Linked DNA regions of Homo sapiens: region 2 is linked to region 1. The links are chromatin loops, found by intact Hi-C in ENCODE. Cell type or tissue: IMR-90. All regions are shown on one strand. Each heading gives the region's core, and the rest is flanking DNA. Links, peaks and the distances in the headings are about the cores only.

Evidence for each region. Hi-C counts contacts between places; a loop is a spot of excess contacts. Peaks named below come from ENCODE experiments on the same cell type or tissue, not always from the same donor. Only the 100,000 strongest peaks of a DNase experiment are listed, where the experiment ranks them.
Region 2: it touches region 1 in a loop (2.4-fold over the local background); 2 of 110 quality-filtered maps call a loop at or near these places.

The regions. Positions count from the first base shown.
Region 1 is chr12:114,913,719-114,919,100 of GRCh38, forward strand. No RefSeq gene overlaps it. Among named protein-coding and RNA genes, the nearest start is that of TBX3, 230 kb to the left of the region's middle. In IMR-90, for the core only: no CTCF peak of the experiment used is centred there; DNase peaks (open chromatin) are centred at 753 and 2,533.
Region 2 is chr12:115,347,560-115,352,941 of GRCh38, forward strand. It overlaps LOC124903082 (a long non-coding RNA gene), which reads right to left. Exons shown (of 11, transcript XR_007063592.1): 2 at 2,444-2,512. Among named protein-coding and RNA genes, the nearest start is that of LINC02463, 540 kb to the right of the region's middle. In IMR-90, for the core only: a CTCF peak has its summit at 2,356; no DNase peak of the experiment used is centred there.

The DNA.
Region 1 (5,382 bases), core at 223-5,222:
CCATTTAAACCCCCCAAAATACATATATAATAATAAGAGGGTGCTCAGAGTTGGCTCACATTGTAGAGTGGTATAGAAATGACTGACGTTTGGGAAAGCTTGTCCTGAAGGATATTTTCCATCCTTTTAATGACCCCTCAACATTTTTTTTTCTTGTTTCTCACACTATTTTGTCATCACCAAGCCACCCCCTTACTACCTTCAAACCTGGAGCATCTTTGTATGTAATGGTGAATTAATGAACAATCCTGTCTCACCCATACAATGATAGGTGACTTCAAGAGCTGATTCGACATTCCTGACAATTTTAGAGACAACCTTTGAGGTCACTGAGGACTTGCATAGGAAGGGTTTTCCCTGGGGAACCTGGATGGGGGCCAGAGTCAGGGATCTCAGAGTTCTGGGTCCCAGGAACACTATCCATGGCTTCTAGGCCAGACTCATCAGAGTGCTGTGTTCTGAAAGGAGCTGGTTCAATCCTTTCAAAGGGCAATATCCCCAGCCCTAAGTAGTTCTTAAAACACCAAACAACATTAGCTCCCACAAATGAGGGAGGCTTAAACCTAAATCTGATTACAGCCGAGAGTGGCAAGGCGGCCAAGGTGCTATAAAGAAATTACGTTATTATGTCCAAGGGATGCCATTAAAACTCTGTTTACAAACCAAATGTGCCAGAGAGTGGGTCAGGGAAAGAATTATTAGCAACAAAGCTATTTGATCTCTTTTATGATCCAGTGAGTCATATCGCTCCATGATCTAGAAGGTGAATAATGAAAACCTCAAGCCTGTTGATTTATAAACAGGCCCAGAATTCTGTGTTCTTTAACCTCAGATGCCCTCTTAAGTGTGACTTACCCTAAATCAAATGGGACATCAGATACCACTGGGCTTCTCCCTCCTCCTGAGAGGTAATTGAAGAGGTGATTGGCGTACAGGGTGCATAAAATCCCTGTTCAAGATGATGGATAGCTTCGGGGGATGGGTCACCAGCCAGGACTTAGAGACACGGCTTTGTTTCTACATGCCTTGTATCTGCAGGGCTTGAGGCTCCGAAGCTGCTTTTGTTCAAGCTCCCGGATTCTCAGCTAACCAAGGAAAGGGAGGCTCGGGGGTCGATGTTAACACTTTGTCCTAATAGCCACGATTTTGCTCCCCTTTTCTCCCTCTGAGGAGGTTGTAAGGAGCAGGATCAATCTAGGTTTACATCGGAACTCCACCACTATGGAAAGCAACCTCAGGACAGTTGCTTCAGGCCTCTGAACCTCAGTTTCCACATCTGCAAAATGACACAGTCATGGTTGGAGCCCTTACTCTGTGCCCAGCACTAGGCTAAGGTGCTTTATATGTGGCACATGCCAGATTATTATTATTTTTTATTTTTAAAAATTTATTTATAAGACGAGGTCTTGCTACGTTGCCCAGGCAGGTCACGAACCCCTGTGTTCAAACAATCCTCTTGCCTAGGCCTCCCAAGGTGTTGGGATTACAAGTATGAGCCACCGAGCCTGGCTCCCAGATTATTTAAATCCTCACAATGATCAGACTAATCATTTATCTCCATCCTGCCATCTAACAGACACTCCTCTAAGAATTTTCTATCTATTTGTTTATTTCATCCTAACGGTAACTCTGTGAGGCAGTGCTGAGATCAGGGTCCTCCAGGAGCCGACCCTGAGACAGGATTTGAGTCTAAGTGGAGAATTTGAGAGGAGATCTCAAGAAGCATGTGCAAGGAAGTGGAGAGGTAAGATGGGAAAGGAAAGAAGTTCATCAAGTCTCAGCCCTCACCCCATGTCACCAGCATCCCTACTGTGGGCAACTCGGATGTGGTCCCTGTGGGAATCTGTAGGAAGGATGCACCCCAGGGCTGTCTCACCAAATGGCAAGGAAGTTGGGGTGATCAGGCCCCAACTCCAGTCAATCACAGTGCAGGGCTCCTCCAGGAGTCAATTTCTAGCAGGTCCCACATGCAGGCCAAATAAATCCCTCAGGCAAAGAATCGTAGGTACTCACGGTTACAGTCAGAAGCCATTGAATCGGCCTGCATGGGCATGGTGTAGGGAGAGTATGGGCCTAGCCCCATAACATCCACTACAGATCCACACTGAGGGGGACAAAACTGAGCCACGGAGATTTGAAGTGTCTTCCCTCAAATTTCCCAGCTGGCAAGTAGGAGGAGAGGGCCAGGTTCCATATCTACTGGTCATCTCACTTCAGGGTCCATAATGGAAGCTTGTGGGTGATGCTTCATAACCCTCCACAGAAGGTATTAATATTCTATTTTACACATGAAGAATCTGAAGTTCAGGGGTGCAAATTGACTTTGTCCTGTAGCAAATGAACAACTGAGCCAGGGCTGAAACTTCTGTGGATTTCAAAGTCAGGGACAGCCTCAGGACGCTGTAATCCGCTTGCCTGCAGAGAAATCCCCTAGTTTCTCCTGAATCAGACAAGTTCTCCAGTGTCTCAAACCAGATGTTCTGGCTACAAGGACAGGCAGAAGGTTGATGCTGTCTCACTTCCTGAAGGCCAACATCATGGCTGAAGGCGAGGAAAGGTCATCTGTAAGTGCTTGGCTTGTGTGTCCATCCTGCAGTGAGGCTATCTCCAAGGGGGCTGACTCATGGCTCTAGTGCCATCCAACAGTTTCCAGTTCCTAGATGCTGCCTGACTCAGCTCTTTATTTGTTCCATCTTTTGTTGTTACCGGGTCCCATCCTCTATGTTATTTGGGCATGCCAAAAATTATGCACCTTTGAATCAGAGTTGGCATAAAAGGCTGTAATTATGTGTACTAAAATGAATTCTTTGAGGCCTTCAAGCAGAAACCCTTCCTCCTTCTTCTTCCCCTCGTACTCCTCTTCAAGGAGTGATACAAAGACTTAGAAAGTCCCACTGGGCTCACAAGCACCCTGGCAGGGAGGGCAGAGAGCGGCGTTAAGAAACCACATGGTGCCATTAGATGCTCTTGACGTGCTGTGGTTTTCTGGTTCACTCTGCTAGACGGTGCCCAGGGCTGTTCCCGGAGCCGTCTGTCATTGTACTTACAACTCACATCACACCCCGAGTCAGCCTGTTACCCCGCAGAGCCAACAGCCTGGCTGTTTTCATGCAAAGCCAGCAAAAACAGACTGCCTGGCGGAGCTGGAAAACACAGACTCCGCAGCCTCCTTCTTTCTTGCAGCAAAAATAAATGATAACAGCATTGAGGATGACCGGAGCCTGATGATGACAAGAAACAAACAAACAAAAAAGGTATCTTCTAAGCCCTAGACTGGGGGATTGGGCCTAGTTTGGGCACACATTTGCTTGGTAACCTTGGGCAACTACTTTCCTCTAACAGGGTCTCATCTCTTTGCTCATCCGTACAATGGAAATGCTGAGCTGGAAATGAACCTAAAGTTTCGTTTCAACATTTGAGTATTGTATTAGTTTCCTGGGCTGCTGACACAAAATACCACACAAACTAGGTGGCTTAAAACAACCGAAATTTATTATCTCAGAATTCTGGGGGCTGAAGTCTGGAATGAAGGTGTCAGGAGGGCCATGCTTCCTTCAATACTCTGAATAAGCTCCTTTCTTGCTTTTTTCAGCTTCTGTGGGCGCTGTCAATCCTTGAAGTTCCTTGGCTTGCAGCTGCATTTGTCCATCTCACATGATGCTCTCCCCTGCGTCTGTGTCCTCATATGTGTGCCTAAATTTGCGTCTGGGTCTAAATTTCTCTCCTTTGATAAAGACACCAGTCATATTGCAGGAGTGCCTACCATACCATAGTACGAGCTCATCTTAACTTGATTACTCAATCTGCAATGGCCTTTTTTTTTTTTTTTTTTCCAAATAAGGTCACATTTACAGGTACTAGGGGTTTAAGACTTCAACATACCTTTTTAGAGTTGACACAATTCAACCCATAACAGGCATTACTGAGTGCTTTTCTAGTGACCAGGTTTACGAGGTTTTATTTTGCGATTTGAGATAGGAGATATTGATGGCTTCCCCTCAATGGAGGAGAAATTGGGGATACAAGGGCAAGAACCATGTTAACTGCAGCCAGGGCTGACATTAAGTTGGGATGCATTGGTACAGCTTTATGGGTAGTTAAAACATAAGAAGACTTACCACTGTCCCACTATTCCACACTCTAAGAGAAGCATATAATTAGTCTCCCAGCCCCCAATCCCATGTATTCCTTTATGTGATTACATAAGTAATGCCTGTCATCCCCATTAGATCAGGAGCTCTGTATTGTTCAGATGCCTACATTTGGTTGTGGTTCAGAGTAGTTGCTTGTTGTAGGCATCCTCTAAGATGGCTCTCAATGACCTTGCCTTCTGGTGTCCAGGCCCTTGTATAAATCCTACCCCCCAACCCCCAATGCCACTGAAGAAGTCTGGCCTGTATAACCAATAAGACATTGCAAAAATAATGTTGTGCAACTTCTGAGGCTGGATCACAAAAGACATTGCAATGCCCACCTTGCTCTCTCTTGGGTCACTTGCTCAGGGGAAACCAGCTGCCATGTGGTGAGGATTCTCTAGCAGCCCCATGGAGAAGTCCATGAAGTGAACAACTGAGGTCTCCAGCCAACAGCCATGGGAGTGAGCTGTCTTGGCAGTAGATCCTCCAGCCCCAGTCAAACTTTCAGATGAGACCATAGACCTAGGTGACGTTTGTAACTGCAGCCTTATGAGCAGCCCTGAAACACAACCACCCAGCTAAGCCACTCCTGAATTGGTGACCCACAAAAATGAGTTTATAAATGCTTGGTTTTGTTTTAAGCCACTAAGTTTTGAGGTAACTTGTCATGGGGCCACAGATCATGAATACTATGCTCAGTGTAAATTTCTTGAATGAATAAGGAAACTGATGCATAAATCAATGAATGAATAAAAGAACTGTTTTTCAGGCTAATTATAGTTAGCTAGAAATTAGCTCCATCCACCATGGACTAAGTGGGTGACTTCAGGCAAATATAATCTTGCTGCCCTGGGTCTCAGTTTCTTCATCTGTAAAATGGGATGATAACAGCAGTAGCCACCTCAGAGAGCTGCTGTAAAGATTCAGGAAGAAAAGACAGGCAAAGACACTTAGCATAGTGCTTGGCAGGGATCATACTGGATTATTTAACACTCAGCACAACCCATGCATAAGCAGTCAGAATGGTCACCACCTGGCTTGATATCAGCCCTGGGGTGGGGCACATGATAAACTCTCCAGAATTGGTAGCTGTCATCATAATCATTGCCACCAGGCTAAAGGCTAATAACCTTAGTGCCTGCAGCAAGGAGCTCTCAACTTAGTGTGGGAAAGAGACAAGCAAGCAAACATTTACACTAGTGTGATGAAGGGCATAGGAATGTGCAAAATGATGATCCATTCTGCT
Region 2 (5,382 bases), core at 140-5,139, 430 kb after region 1:
GAGCACCAACTCTCTGGTAGTTCTAAGCACTGGGAATATAACAGTAGACAAAACAGGCAACAGTGACACAGTGTGTGTAGGGGGGGTCAGGCATTAAATATGATATGTATGTAAATTACATAGTGTATTTGATAGGAATAAATAAGGCAGAGTGAAGTGGAGGGGGAGGTATTAGGGAGGTTATGATTTTAAATAAGATGGCCAGAATAGGCCTCCCCGAGGTGACATTTGAACAACAATTGGGGGTAAGGGAGTATTCCATGATGCCATCTCGGGAAGGAGTTTCAGGCAGAGGAGGCAGTGAGTGCAAAGGTCCTGAGGTGGCAATCATGCCTGGTATGTTTGAGGAGCATTATGGGAAGTCTGTGCCTCTGGAGGAGAGTGAGGAAAAGAACTGTGCAGGAGATGAAATCAGATACCCCCCAGCAGGTGGAGGGTAGGTGGCCAGGTAGAGCCTGTGGGTCACTGTAAGCAATTTGGGTTTTCCCCTCCTTAGTCTAATGAAAAAGAATATTTCACCAAAGCACTTTAGGAGCCCCTCTTTGCACATGTATTGAGGTGTTAAAAACAGAAAAAGGCTACAACAACTTTTCTTTGGGGGAAGAAAAGCTAAAATCATTACGCAGATAAAGTGCATAGAAAGTCCCAGTTGTGGTGCTGGCATGTGTACACACACATATACACGTGTATGCGTGCCTGCTCTCTCTCTCACACACACACGCACACACACACTGTCCTCCCCGAGAAGTAGGGGTGATATAAATAGAGACATGGCGACGGCGAAGGTGGCAGCCTGGAGCCTTGGGCTGAGGTCGGATGAAGCCGCGGCACTAACGCTAATGAATTCTGATGATTTGGAGCGGTCATTAAACTAATAAGCCCATCTCCAAATTAGCACAGCGGTTGCAGCCAGGGAACATTTAATCAGGCCACCTTCATTATTTTAGACACGGCACACTTGGCGAAAGTGGCTGTAGGAGACGAGACTGGGGACCCTCATCTGATAATTTTATCACTTGCCTGCCAGAGCGTGAAGGAATCAGCGTGATGAAGTTGCCCTGTTGGTTTCTTTCCCTGCCAGAAGGGAATGCCAGGGAAAAGCAAGCCTTCGTCTCCTCTATAATTACATGATCCCCATCTTTTTAAAAAATGTCTTGTGATACATTCATGATTTCCAATTTTGAATGTATTCTTAGAGTTTTGCTAGTTGGTGTCTACCTTCTAAAGAGCTTCTGTGCTTCAATTCCTCCCATTCTCTCTCCACCTCCCTCTCCTACCAAAAATTGATCCAACCCCTGGCCCAGCAACCCCACCCTTGCAAACCTCAGCTCAGACAAGGCCATGCATGAGGAAGGAGGGTGGTGGGTGCCCATGGAGATTTTCAATTCCTCTCTTGAAATTTCTAGCCACACTCTCTTTTACATATGCCCCAGCATTCCCTGAAATGCCACCTTTTCTGGGCCAGTTTGTAATCTCTGTGGCCTGATCAAAGATGAGGGTGACCAACTCACCTTGGGTTTCCTGGGACTTTTAGCACTGAAAGTCCCATGTCCTAGGAATTCCTTAGTCCCTGGCAAACTGGGACTGCTGGTCCCCGTGTCAGAGATTCAGCATCATTTCCTTCTCATAGTGGGCTTCAGTTTTTTGAGTGTAGTTTGGGTTTATGTGGTTGTTATTAATAAAGGATGAAATGCTGTTTCCCATAAGCAGCTCTCCCTCTCTCTCTCTTTCTCTCTCTCTCTTCCCCTATATTTCTTCTCTCTGATTCTGTCTCAATTTCTTCTTCTCATTAGGAAGATTAGATGAGTTAACGCTCCATGCATGGGAAAGTTCTGTAAAGATAATTGCATCCAACCCCTTCATTTTAAAAACAACTCAAAATCGACATCACAGAGTGCATGGGGCGGGGCTTTCCCAGCCGGGAGGAGCTGCATGTGGAAACTGAGGCTTAGAGAGTTAAATACTGCACTCAGGATGCCGCAGGCTCGTCCTCGGTGGTCCCTTGCTTCATCCCCAGGCCTGCCTGACTCCAAACACTGCCCTGGTAGGCACTGTCTTCTATGGCCTTAGGGAGCCACTTAACTTCAGTTTCTCCATAATACAAAAAGATAAATAATCCCTGCATTTTCTTCCTCACAGGAAGATTTAGGGTGGAATGAACAAACATACTATAGACGTTCTCTCCAGGAAAAGCAAGTGGTGAACAGTCTAATCACCATTGTGTTTACCCAGGTCCTTTCCCTGGGGTATTCACTTTTCTCTGCCTTAGATAGAAATAGAAAGAGTGTGTGTGTGTTTTGTGTGTGTGTGTGTGTGTGTGTGTGTTTATTAGCTACTGCTGAACAATTTCTCCATAGTTCTCAGAGAAAGTGGCCCTCTGTAGGCATAAGAGGGATAGAACATTGATCCTACAAAAGCATGCAAAGCTAACAGCTGTTCTTACCTTTACAAACACTTCTTTCAGGCCTGGGGAGGCCTCCTGGTTGGAGGATCAGGGAATTAGGCCATGAAGCTGCAGAAACAGGGCAGAAGAAGAATTAAGTAAATAAACATGCCATTTGAAGGTGATTAAGTGGTTGACAGGAACCTCATCGTGGGTGGGTTAGTTAATCAATATTTACTGAATCCTTACATTAGAGGCCATCTTGAGTCTTTAGAAGATGTCGTTCTTGCTGCAGAGGTAATGGAAAAGATCTTTAGAAAGCCAAGACTCCAGTCCCGGCATTTGGCAATCTATACCCTTTCTGACATGATAATGCCCACGATCATTTATTGAGCATTTACTAGGACCCATGATGTACATTATTGAATGTGCATTATTGGTAAATATATATAATAGTAAATATACATAATATATTTTATTTTAAAATATACATTATGAAGTGTATGTTATTTTTATTGGATTCTCACTGTAATCTCTATGAGAAAACTGAGACTCAGAGAAGCTAAGTGACTTACCTGCTGGAATGCAGGCTTCTGCGTACACTTCTCAACTTCCACGGATTCTGCCTCCCTTCGCCTGAGTATCATTCCAGATAGGCTAGAGCAGAACTCTGGGATTCTTATTATGTGCACAGATCACCCGAGGCCCCTTATTAAAATGCAGCTCCTAGATCTGGGTGCAGTGGCCCATGCCTGTAATCCCAGCACTTTGGGAGGCTGAGGTGGGTGGATCGTTTGAGGTCAGGAGTTCAAGATCAGACAGGCCAATATGGTGAAATCCTGTCTCTACCAAAAAATACAAAAATTGGCTGGGCATGGTGGTGCATCCCTGTAGTCCCAGCTACTCAGGAGGCTGAGGCATGAGAATCGCTTGAACCCAAGAGGCGGAGGCTGCAGTGATCTGAGATCTCACCACTGCACTCCAGCCTGGGTGACAGAGTGAGACTCTGTCTCAAAAAAACAAAAACAAAAACAAAAAAACAAAAAAACAAAAAAAATGCAGTCCCTGATTCAGCAGGTCTGAAAGAAGGGTCCAAGATTCTGAATTTCTAACAAACCCCCAGATGAGGCTGATGCAGCCAGTCTGCAGGTCACTCTTTGAGTGTCAAGGGGCTAGGATTTGTGGCAGTAACAAACATCCCCCAAATCTTGATGGATTGAAATAACAAGGGCTCATTTCTTGTGCATGCTGCATGTTCATCACAGGCTGGCTGAGGGCTCTGCTCCATGCCATCCTCCCTTTAAGAATAAGGATAATGGAGGAACTATCATTTGGAATACTGCCATTCTCAAGAGCAGAGGAAAAAAGATCTCTGGTGGATCTCTCACTGGCATTAAATGCCCATCAAGAAGTTCACAACTCATTGGCTAGATTTAATCACATGACCCTAACTAACTGCAAGGAGAGCTGAGATTGTCTATTACATTTGGGAAAGATGAAGAGCCAGAAATATTTGATAAGCATCAGTAAAACCATCACAGCCTCCTACAAATAAATCCAACAAGTGTTTACCAAGCACTGATTAAACAACCAACACTATGGGTGATATTCAAAAAACTCTTCGCTCCCTTTCTTGTGAACCCTGGCTACTTCAACAATAAAAAGGAAAAAATCTGAATGACAGTTCGAATTACATGCACACAAAAGGCACATCAAAAGTTTTGCAACTTTAAAATATGCAGTGACTACAAAGGATCTTTTTGACTTATGCAAAATTTGAATTGCACAAGACTTTCCAAAATAAAAACTCTTGCATAAGCTGGGAGTGACTGTGTTTTAAATGGAGATCACTCTGTACGCACATTTTTGCATACTGTCTTTTTTTCTTATCATTTCTATATCTTGGATTTTATAGATGACATCATTTTCTCAGGCTGTAATATTCTATGACGTATTTAACCAGTCTTTTTTGTTGAATATTCAGGTTCTAATTTTTTTGGCCATTATATTTTTTTCTTCTTTAAGAACACAGTACATCATTAACTCTAGTCACTCGGTTGTAAAGCTGATCTTCTGAATTTATTCCTGTTATCTAATTGAAATTTTGTGTCTTTTGGCAAACATCTCCCCAACAACCACACCCCCTCCACTAGCCCCTGAAAACCAGCATTCTACTTTCTGTTTATATGGGTTAAATGTTTTTAGATTCCACATATAAATGAGAGATCATGCAATATTTGTCGTTCTGTGGCTGGCTTATTTCACTTAGCATAATGTCCTCCAGTTTCTTGCACATTGCCACAAATGACAGGATTTTTAAAATAAAGCTGAATATTATTCCACAGTGTATATCTACCACATTTTCTTCATCTATATGTTGCTCTGTTAGTGGGCATAGGTTGCTTCCATAACTTGGCTGTTGTGACTAATGCTGCCACGAACATGGGAGATGGGAGTTCAGTGATCTCTTTGACACGCTGATTTCACTTCCTTTGGATGTATAACCAGTAGTGAGATTTCTGGATCATATGGTGGCTCTATTTTTTTTTTTTTTCGAGACGGAGTTTTGCTCTTGTTGCCCAGGCTGGAGTGCAATGGCGTGATCTCAGCTTGCAACCTCCACCTCCTGGGTTCAAGCGATTCTCCTGCCTCAGCCTCCCAAGTAGCTGGGATTACAGGCATGCGCTACCATGCCCGGCTAATTTTGTATTTTTAGTAGAGACGGGGATTCACCATGTTGGTCAGGCTGGTCTTGAACTCCCGACCTCAGGTGATATGTCCACCTCGGCCTCCCAAAGTGCTGGGATTACAGGCGTGAGCCGCCACGCCCAGCCTCTATTTTTAATTTTTTGAGGAACCTCCATACTGTTTTCCATAAAGGTCATACCAACTCTGCTATTATTTGCAACAATGAATTAGCTGATGGCAAAATATTTCTGCATATTTATTTCTTTAGAAAAAAACACTAAAAGTAGAATCATCCAGTTAAGAAAAATGAA